Linked DNA regions of Mus musculus: all the other regions are linked to region 3. Evidence: chromatin contacts called from ENCODE Hi-C or POLR2A ChIA-PET data. All regions are on one chromosome and are shown on one strand. Each heading gives the region's core, a stretch centred on a gene start or an enhancer-like site at or near the end of the contact. The rest is flanking DNA. Distances are from core to core; before and after follow the strand shown. Region 1 overlaps Fcho2 (FCH domain only 2). Region 2 holds the start of Tmem174 (transmembrane protein 174). Region 3 holds the start of Tmem171 (transmembrane protein 171).

Region 1 (3,433 bases), core at 33-2,532, 35 kb after region 3:
CCATGATCCCATTGAGAGTCAAACAACTTCTCACAGGGGTCGACTATCAGACACCCTGTGTATCAGATATTTACATTATGATTCATAACAGTAGAAAAATTACAGTTATGAAGTAGCAATGAAAATAATTTTATGGTTGGGGGTCATTACAACATGAAGAAATGTATTAAAAGGTCTCAGCATTAGGAAGGTTGTTCGGGGAAGTAGACAGACTTGCTCAGTAGCAGCAGTAAGACATTTTAATCCCCCTATATAAAGTTCAACACCACAGAGAACTAGGGAATAAAGTATTGTAACTGGTCTGCCCTCCACTCTCATGCCTGGTGATGCACATCACAGTGCAGAATGTTTAACCATTATCCACAAGGCTCTGCAAGTCGTACACTTGATCAATAACTTAGCTTTGTAAAGCCGCGCGGCCAGCGCCTTCGAGGAGCAGCCCCACCCCCACCCCCACCCCCCTTAAGCTTTACAACTGTCTCCTGCTCCTGTCCTGGGCACTGAGATAAAAGAGAAACTTTGTTACAGGGTTTGAATCTAGGTCTTTCTTTGTAAAGGTTTAACTGACAACATCAAAATCACATATATAAAATTCTCCCATTTCCTCACATAGGACTTTTTTATACCTGAATAACAGTAGGAAAAGTACTAAATACGTGAAGAGAATACATGAATCTTGTTTTTGAGAGAACAAATTCCTTTTCTGGTGTATTTACAATTATCACATGCCTTTTAAATAGAGGAACAAGACATTCTCTTTTCCTTGCTGGTTGGCTGTAAGCCTAATACACAGGATTTCTGATTTACTTTCAGTCTAAGTTAAAAATTTCAGTGTGGTTTACAAAAAATTCTATGGTAGGAGAGAAGTCACTGAAGCTACTGACTAAAATGCTACCTGTAAGTACTGAACAACAGAAGGAACTTCAGACCAGCTTGGTTATCTCTCTAGAGCAAATCTGATCCTGCATAAGAGATATAAATAAAGAGACAATCCAGAGTTGCTGATGGTCCTTTGTATAGAAATACTAAAGAAGAAAAACCACTGATATTCTCAAAATATTCAAAATGAAAAAGCTGAACAAAACTGGAAGAGCTAAAGCAGTTGCTCAGTAAGAAGAATGAGTGGAGGCTAACTAAGAAGATGGGCTCTCTCTTACTAAGAGAGACCAGGATTACCTCATTATAGGGAGCTGGTTGTCATGGAAACTGTACACTAGTTTTAAAGATACAATCTGAGAGGAGATACTGGAGTGATAACTAGCCATATGGTGAACACAGACAGATGCAGTCAGTAGGAGACAATAAACTTGTTTCTCCTTAAAACTGCCACACAGCACTGAAGATTAATGTTAACTCCAAAGGAATGAACAGAAAGGCTCCCTCAGCAAGACAGACAGACAGACAAGCATTCTGTCAAAGTCATGTTTCTATGTAACTGCAGAGGGGAAAGCAAAGGCACCCCACTATCAGAATAAGCTCAATCACTTGCAATTATCTGAGCTATCTATGGGGAGAGTTCTGTTCTGTTCTGTTTTTTTAATTCTATTACTAAGCATTTCTCTTATGTAACTAGAAGCATTTATCTTGCAGTTATACAATTATGTTATTTTTCTTACAGAGAAGAATAAAAACTGATCTGAATCTCTGCTTGTACATTCTTATGTAGGGTATTAACTTCCACCTAGTGGTCAGTTCTAGAATTGAAACATGAAAATCCAAGAGGAAACTTTCCAGTGAATAAGCCTTAAAAAAAAAAGAAAAGAAAATCAAAAACAAGAACAAAAACCGAAGGCAAGATAAGATGTCTCAGCAATGCCTTACCAAGCCTCAAAACCTGAGTTCCATCCTCAGGACCCACAAAGTGGAAGAAAGAGGACTGACTACTGCAAGCTGTCCTGTGATCACACCTGCATGCACTCATACACATAATAAGTAAAGGTAGAAAAAACGGCCGGGGGCGGGGCAGCAGAGTCACAGAGGGAACACACCCTTACCTCCACTGTCTGATTTCTCCGAAATCCCAGATAATTTCCAAAAAGCTTTCATTTGCTCTGCATTCCTGTAATAAGAACAAGTATCTTCAAATTCAGTCTCTTATGTATCTAATACATGAATGGACACTCAATAAATGCACCTCAAATATTTTTATTGTAAAAACTATAGTATCTGTTCGGAAAAGGATGTAGAACTCTCTCCTCCTTCTCCAGTGCCATGCCTACCTGGAGGGCTGCCTTGATGATATGGACTGAACCTCTGAACCTGTAAGCCAGCCCTAATTTAATGTTGTCCTTTAGGAGTTGCCTTGGTCATGGCGTCTGTTCACAGCAATGGAAGCCTTAACTAGGATACTGTTCTTTAAATTCTATGCAGTCATAGCAACGGGCCTGCCACTGGCACGTGCAGGAGTTGGAGGATCTCCTCTACCTGGGTCCTCAGGTTTACTAAGGTCATCAGGTTTGCATGGCAATCACTTAACGCACTCACTATGCCACCTCAGCAGCCCAATTGTTAACTTAAGAGCTTAGAACTGTTGCAGCTGGAGACAAACAGAAATGCAAAGGATGACTGCAAAGATAGTTTACCATATTGCAGGAGGAAGGGACTGCATATTTGTGACACCTCCATCCACGGGAACCACCACCTGTATGTTGGAAAGCACACTCGGAGCGACCATAGCTTCTGGGTTGTACTTATAATCCACTCTCAGATCTGTGGTGCTGGCACTACATTTCCAGTAGGTTGCAAGATTTAGAGGAGTGGACTGAATGCCATTTGATGATACCTTTAAAAAGAATCAAGCAAATAACTGTCTTTGCCTGCAGAGTCTACAAGGCATGTTCATAACACAAACACTTAAGCCTGTGAATCTGCACAATCACAGCTGCGCAGCAAGGAGAGCGACTGTTGCTAGGAAAACACTCAGCTCAGAGGACCAGGAGGTAGGGTTACTGGTAAACTGCCATGATGCAGTACCCCAGGATCCAACTACAGGAAATCTGACTTACAACACAGTAGGGACAGCACCCAGAAACCAGCACTCTATTAAGTAATTTTTTATTATTTATTTTTATAAAGTCTAAAGCCTTTCAAAGGATTCTAAGAATCATCACTAATTATATATAAAATTATAAAAACTTAGATATACATCAGTGAGAAAAGAGGGATCCCATGTGGATCCCAAAGCCTAGAATTAATACACTTCTAACTTCCAATATTCAGTAACTTTAACCATAGTGAATGGCATGATTCCTCCTGACTCTCCAGCTTCTTTCTCAACGGGCTCCCTGAAGCCATTTTCTTTTGTCCAGACCCCTTTCCTTCTAACCTAACAATATTTCTTACTGATCATGCTTACCATCACCTTGTCCCAACGCTTAACAAGCACTAATTACATATGTTTCTTTTAGAAACACAAGTTATTTTAGTATCACTA
Region 2 (3,746 bases), core at 430-2,929, 57 kb before region 3:
GGCACTGTTTCATCCCACTCTACTTATTCATTTATTTCTTAATGGATTTTATTTCTTTTACAAACTCTTCAAGATCCAAAGGCTTCCAGGGAGACCAGATAACAGCCCAAGTTGTCTAAGATAAGTCACTCTGCTGCGGAAGGTTCAGCGCCGTGCAGGGAAATTTCTACCTGAGCCTGCTCTCTTCCCTGCTTGCTTGCCAGCCTCCCTTTCATCAGTCTGAGAGCTGCCATGGCTGCCGGATTTAAAACTAAGACAATCTTTCAAAACTAAGATATCCTTCAAATGGATATCGGGTGGGGGATGGGGAAATGGGTGAATTTTCCTCCTGCACTTTATGTAGAGAGGTCTTGTTTTGTTTTTGTTTTTGTTTTTGTTTTCTTCTGGCTCTAGAGATCAAACCCAAGGCACTGCGTGGGCTCCAAAATCACTCTATCACAGAGCGACTCTCCAGCTGCAGAGGGTTTCTTAGCTGAGAGAATTCAAAACCAGAGCAGAGGGGAATTTAACCAGGGCAGCTTAATTTAGCAGTCTCGGGGCACTTCTTTCCCACCTTGAATGACATCTGTAAGATCTCCTGAGCTGCTTTGACACCTAACTTCTGAAGAACACAGCGATAAACTCTCCAAGTATCACATCACAGGGCTTAAATGTCCGTCCCCTTAGCATTGCAGTCTCTAGCGAGGTAGAGCGTATATCTCCTCATACGGTGGAGGAGAGAAACATACGCAGTCCTCCTCTTCCAACTCCGTCCCTTCTAGCTGGTCAGCATCAGAGTCGGGCCTGAAACATGAGCACAAAACACAGGTCTACTTGCAAAGATCCATTGCCACCACCCTGCGGTGGCAGGCTGCGCAAAGATTCACGGTCCCCATCACCTTCCTGGAAGTCCAAACACAGCCAGAGACCATAACTGTGATGCAGAACGGGAGGGGGAAGGGGAGCAGCCCAGGGCCCGGCATACCTGTCATATCCAGTGCCCACGAAAGGAGAGAAGCCCTCACTCTCCACGAACGCAGCATTGTCTTGAGGGTAGATGGTGTAGTACTGAGGGGGACTTGGTGCGGCAGCCGCTGCTCCGCTAGGAGGTATGAGACCGCAAGGATTCATCATGGGTTGCAGGTAGGTGGCGTTCATTCCCAGGGGCTCCTGAGAACCGTAAGGAGGAGGGATATACTGCACCACGGTGGCCCCGTGGAAGGTGATGGGCTGATTGATGCCAGTGAAAACGAACGACTGTCCTCCGGAAGTCTGGTCCGAGTCCGGGACCCTCTCCTCGTTATCTGAGCACAACTGGCAGGATAGCATTTTGAATTTGCACACAGCGATCAGGATGAATGTCACTCCGACCGACAGAAGGATGGGTCCGAGGAGCTGGGTCCATTCAAAGTGGGAGACACCTTGGTATTTGATCCAGCCCATGACAGTGAAAGTGATCCCCACCAGTCCTAGAAAGATGCCTGAGAAAAGCAAAGTGGCCCCTGCCTTGTCGTCGTCGGACACCTGGATGTCGGCGGTACTGGGTGTGTACGGAGTGACAGAGAACACGTTAAGCGGGAAGTCCTCTGGGCGATTACTGCTGTGCTCCATAGCTCCTCACACGACTGTCCAACATGAGAGGAAACAGAGTGTGAGAGTGGGGAACACAGGCTCCGGTTAGTTAGAGAAGGACCTTTGGGCTTCCGTGGTTAACAGAGTATAACATACACAGGGCTGAACTTTGTTTAGAAGAATAAAGGTCCAAGAAATGAAGCCTGAAGTTTGTTTGTAGGCTTCCAGAAAGAGGAACAGTACCAATCTGCCTTTCTATTTTATGTTCATTTATCCAGGATAATGATGATGATAATGATGACGATGACAACGACAACGACAATGTTGGGAGGTGCTTTTCTATAGTCACACACGGCACTGCTCTATGGTCCCGTTTCTGTCCTACCAAAGCAAGGTGTATGCAAATGGCAGCCCTGCCTGCAATATGGAGGGAGTCCTTGGCGTATCTACCACCTGCTTGAAGCCTGACTTTGGGCTGGAATGGCTCATCAGAAATGGGTCCATACACAGGTCTTATTAACCATGCAAGGAATCTCCACTTCAGAAGATAAGTCTCTTAGGTTATTTGCTAACAGAAAACCACAGGCTAAGTCATTTACACAGAAAAGAGAGTTATTTTTTTCACAGTTCCAGAGATTTTCTGGAGCCAATATCAGCATGCTAGCATCTAGTAAAGATCTCCTTTCTGTCCCATCCCCCACCCCAATTTGATAAGAACACTACAGTCGACCAGACCTCATCTCTCTTCCTCTCAGAAAGACACTAGTGCCATCATGGGCCCCACCCTGACTACCTACCTCATCTATCCCCAATTATGTCCCAAAGGCCTGATCTTCCAATACCACTGATGCATGAGTTCAAGAGATGAGCACACACAGCTTTGGAGTCACACTCCAGCCACACCAATACTTAACCCTTAATGTCAGCTCTCCACACAACTCTGAGACCCTCCTATACCCTGGTCATGTTTTCCTAGCTCTCTGCATCTGGGGAATACCTCAGGGATGGTAAGGAGATGACACCCTGGGAACAGTTTCTGTGTGCTATGCTGCTGGCACACACCAACAGTGTGAACATTAGATGTGGCTAGATATTGCCTGGACACAGGCTTCAGGCCTTGTCTCTGGTGGCTGCACAGTTCCTAGACTCCAAGGTGAGGCAAACAGCTGACTTTCTGAACCTACCCTGTTTTGCAACCAAACCAGGCTGGTGTAAAGAAGGCAGCCTGAACACCAGTGGTATTATCTGTCTTTTATGACTGACTATACAATTTCCAAACAGACATGTGAACTTCTTCCTCCACTGAACAGTAACTCTGGTCTTATTCTTTCCTGGATAGACTTTGTCCAAGCAGCTCCCCCTCTTCGGTGGTTAAATATTACATCCGCTTCCTTCTGAAGAGGTGAAAGAGCTGCCCTTTAGTCTGAGGCAGCCTTCCTAAACTTCCTCCGATAACAAGACTCACACAGGCCACTATTTTCTTTTCCATGGGTGCTGGAGATGGAGGTGAGGCGTCCGTCACACAAGGTTAGGTAAGGGCTTTATGCTGAGCTACATCCCCAAACCTGGGCTACTTTTTAAAAGAGGAAGAGTGAAGCTTTCAGCACAAACCAACACATCTGAACTATCCAAGGAAGAAGTTCACTAAGGGCCTATGATAGTTAATCTTCACCTGCAACTTGACCAAACAGGAGAAACAGCTCTGGGTGTGTCTAGGAGGGTGTGTGCAGAAAGATTCAAATAAAGTGGGAAAATCCATCCTAAGTGTAGTGGCACAAATGAGAAAGAAAGAGAATGAGGGAGGGGGGAAGGGAGGAAGAGAGAGGGGGAGGGAGAGGGAGGGAGAGGAGAAGACAGGGAAGGAGAGAGGGGGAAGTGAGGGAGGGAGGGAGGGAGGGAGGGAGGGAGAGAGGGAGGGATGTCTCAGCAGTTAGGAGCATGTGCTATTCTTGCAGAGGACCTAGGCTTGGTTCCCGGCATCAAACAAGGCAATTCACAATCATTTGTAACTCAAGTTTCAGAAAATATGATGCCTTCTTCTGACCTTCCTGAGCATCGAGTATATACATACTACATATACATCATGCAAGCAAAACACCCACACATTTAAAAGTAATAATTCAATACATCTGTTTTTTTAAGGAAAGAGTGGGCTGAGTACCTGAAGTCACCTCTCTGCTCCCTGACTGTGAATG
Region 3 (3,496 bases), core at 750-3,249:
GGTCTACTGTAGAACAATGACTTGGCCTATGAGTCAGGTGAACTGGCATTCAAAGACTCCCAAATGTGTAATTTCATGAATATATCAAAAAAAAGAGGAAATTCAATTACCATGCTTCTGAGATAAGAAAATCTTTTTAAAAAATAAATAAAATGACTGGTGGTGTGGGTGTGGCTTTTCCTGTCCTGAGTCCTACAAACTCATTCCTCCAGCCCCCCCCCCCAAAAAAGGCAGATAAGGAAAGAGCAACAGGAATAGTTTCTGATCTACAACTGCCTAGAATGATGTCAGAACTGCTCTGAGCATCTTGGTAAATTTTTGTCCAATAACTAACTTTCCACTTCCTGTTTAAGACTCCAGCAACTTTTCATTTCCCACTCTATTGTAAGGCTCCCTCAGCACATGATCCAATGTCAGCAGTTTCGATAAAACAAAAAGATGGTTCGAAAAGACAGTGGGTTTGTGGACTTTTACTTTAATTCTGTCAAAATGTGATCCTTGTGGTTTCAAGAAGCAAACCCCGAGGCTGCCCGGACACCCCGCCCCTACTGGCAGCTCAGTTTCAGGACACTGGCATGACCTGAGAGGATCTGACCCAACAGGTGACGTCTAGCCCCATCGCCAAGGCGGACAGTGTCCTCAGGTAGGCGGACAGGTGGCAAGTGGCCGTCAGGCACCCTCCTCCACAGTGCCACCTACTTCCACAGAGGCCTAGACACAGTAAACAGAGAGTAGTTACAAAGCACAGAAGGCTAACAAAACTTGCTGGGAAACCAAAAGTGGAACTAAGTGAAAAAGCACCTTCCACGAGTCGACACAAGGTCACGGTGGCACACACCATTAATGGGAGACAGTGGTAGGAGGATCTCTAAGCTTGAGGCCAGCCTGATCTACAGAGTGAGTTCCAAGACAGCCAGAGCTACGTAATAGAGAGACCCTGTCTCAAAATAAAACAAAAACAAAAGAGTATTATTACCTGACCTCGCAAGCAATGGTTAAAGGGCATGCTGGTTCACACAGCACTGATCTTTGAACCATTGACCTTGCCTCAGTCTGGTAAATGGGAGTACAAGACCTCACTGTAGCTCTCACGAACACAATCCAAAGTCAGGAAGGACATAGTCAAACACAGAAAACTTTCAAACATATTCTGCCATTCACATTCATGATCCTCTGACGGAGCTCACAGCTGCAAGACCAAGATCATCTTGCCAGGCTCGTGGGTAAGGAAGGTGAGTTTGGGTGATGGAAGGAGATGGGTGACATTGCTGTCCTAGGAAGTGCTTTTCCCAGGGAGAGTGTGATAGAATCAGAAGGAAGTGGAGAAAAAAAAAAGAAGAAGAAGAAGAAGAAGAAGAAGACGCAGAGGAGTGAAGGATGCATTTCTCTCAAACTTGCAAAAGCCACATTTCATGGTGATGCTAAGATGGAAGACTTAAAGCATCCTGCTAATTTAAAACACATCTTCCCCCAATCACATAATCCCACCGCTGCTTTAACTCACTGGGTTTTTTTGGTGTCTTCAGCTTTGTAGCCAGTCGCTGAGCTTCACCTGTTTTAAGGCAAATTCTCAAACACCAACACAAAAACAGTAGAAGCACCGAACTAGATTTGTACTTTCTTTCACTCCAGGACACCTACTAGAACATGTTTGTCCCTGATCCAAACTAAGGCGAGGATCGCTTCAGCGGCCCCCTTAGGTGCGCTCAAAACACGGACACCCAGGGACAACCAAATAGATGGGAAATTATATACGAAGCCGAACTTTTTCTACTCTAAACTCAGTTTCCTCACAAAGCCAAATCTGCCCTACTAAACGCTCCTTTGCATATTCCAAAAGCCAGACCCAAATCAACGGCACATCTCTTCATCCAAAGCTCTGGAGGGTTGGCAAAGCAAGGCCTGGAGAGGAGAATGTCTTTGCGGGGACTCAGGAGCAGCTGCCTTTCGGGGAGCCCCTTACCTGCGCTGCTGGTCCTGGGACTCTCCGCCACACCCCTGGCTCCACGCACACCCTCTCTGCGCGTCCGGGCGCGGAGGGCGGGCCTCCTCCGTGTGCAGAGAGCCAGGCAGAGCCCGGCTCGCGGGTGCGGCGGCCGGGCAGGGCAGGGCAGGGCTGGCCGGTAGGATCTGGCCGCCACCGGGCGCTGCCCTCCTGAGGCACCGGCGCGCCGCTCCGGAGCACAGAACTAGGGTCAGCTTCGCGGCCCTGGGACCATAAGACTTGGCAGTGCAAGCGAGGGATCGACGTGGGGGGCGGGGGGGAGGCAGATGGGCACGCTCCACCAAGTTGTGGGTGCCAGCGAGTCCAGCTGGGGCTGCGTGAAGTGGCGACACGGAGGCGGGCATCTGAGAAAGGAGCTGGTCCCTTAGCAGCCTAGGTGCAGCGCTCCGGGAGGGGGAAGGGGCCGGCTGAGGAATACCTGAGCCCCGGGGAAGAGCAACAGGGAAAGTCGGGCCACAGTCCACGACCAAGCAGCCCCCCACCCTCAACCCCCGCCATTCTGCCGCCACTGCCAGTCCGAGGGCAGGTGGCCCTTCTACTATACTACTCTGAGACCTTGACGGGAGTCCCGGGACCTAGAACCTCGCAGGTAGTTTTCTACAAGAGGATAATGGGGACCCCCAGGAGTCCCTGAAGAGTGAGGCCGGGGACCTTGTATGCTAACCATTCAACATGATAGCCTAGCTCGTAGACTGAAGCTTATACCCAGCAAGTCCTGTAGTGGGTCACCCCTGTCCCTTCCTGGTCATATATATGCATGCAGCCCTCCTTTGCCATAAAGCACCCTTCCTGGAGCTCTGGAGATTAAACTGTTAACTCTCCCTGCCCTTGAACGGAGTGTCTGATGGGTTTGCTAATCCCCATGCTATTTGTAACCTGCCCCGTGACACTTGACAACTATCCAACTGTGCTAGTTTCCACACCAGAGGTCAGGCCACTGTGAGAGGTAAGTCAAGTGTGCTCTGGACCCAAACACAGAGGCACCCAGAGCTCTGGGGACTTTCCCACCCTTGCCTTTTCTCCCTAGCTTCCTGTCTCCTTGAAAGCCCATCCATTCTTGTTAGCTTCCTGATGGATGAGTTAGGCTTGGTAAGCAGAGGCAAAGAAAGGGGTCACGGTGGGGTCAAAAAGGTTTGGGGACTGGTGGAGTGGGAAGGGTAAGATGGGGGCTCACCAGGGAAGCACATAGCCATGGGGATGTGGTGGGCACACAGGTCTAGCGGGCCAGATGTGGGCTTTCTCACAGTCAGGGTGCTCTGAGCATGGGGTCTCTAACAAGGCAGACTTACATACTGGCTAATATCAGTATCCAGCACCCAGCTGGCTCTGCAGGGAGTTCCTGCCTTCATCTTCAGCCCATGGTCCCCTATTGTGTGTCTTCAGGTCTCTGGGAAGGTTGGGGTCATAAGTGGATGGGGACCTAGCAAACCAGTTCATTAGGTGAAGGAACCGAAAGCCCCACTATATCAGCTTATACGGCGCCAACAGCCA

What was found. A loop is a pair of places that touch in the nucleus more often than their neighbours do. ChIA-PET counts read pairs that join two places held with the same protein, here RNA polymerase II (POLR2A).
Region 1: POLR2A ChIA-PET joins it to region 3 with 27 read pairs in Patski. The contact joins the enhancer-like site here to the promoter of Tmem171 in region 3. POLR2A ChIA-PET finds 5 or more read pairs at or near these places in 2 of 5 experiments (Patski and embryonic stem cell).
Region 2: a map of T-helper 2 cell shows a loop between it and region 3 (3-fold over the local background). The contact joins the promoter of Tmem174 here to the promoter of Tmem171 in region 3. A Hi-C loop is called at or near these places in 4 of 37 maps with a recorded cell type or tissue (T-helper 1 cell, T-helper 17 cell, T-helper 2 cell and 1 more). POLR2A ChIA-PET finds 5 or more read pairs at or near these places in 1 of 5 experiments (Patski).

The regions. Positions count from the first base shown.
Region 1 is chr13:98,728,195-98,731,627 of GRCm38, forward strand. It overlaps Fcho2 (FCH domain only 2), which reads right to left. Exons shown (of 26, transcript NM_172591.3): 23 at 2,583-2,782; 24 at 1,995-2,059. Among named protein-coding and RNA genes, the nearest start is that of Gm9465, 12 kb to the left of the region's middle. Within about 2 kb of position 1,283, at least 1 of the 3 ENCODE cell types and tissues checked has a DNase peak (open chromatin) inside an H3K27ac peak, as active enhancers do.
Region 2 is chr13:98,635,731-98,639,476 of GRCm38, forward strand. It overlaps Tmem174 (transmembrane protein 174), which reads right to left and starts at 1,680. Exons shown (of 2, transcript NM_026685.2): 1 at 965-1,680; 2 at 1-783. The coding sequence starts at 1,590. The coding sequence ends at 678.
Region 3 is chr13:98,692,843-98,696,338 of GRCm38, forward strand. It overlaps Tmem171 (transmembrane protein 171), which reads right to left and starts at 2,000. Exons shown (of 4, transcript NM_001373965.1): 1 at 1,964-2,000.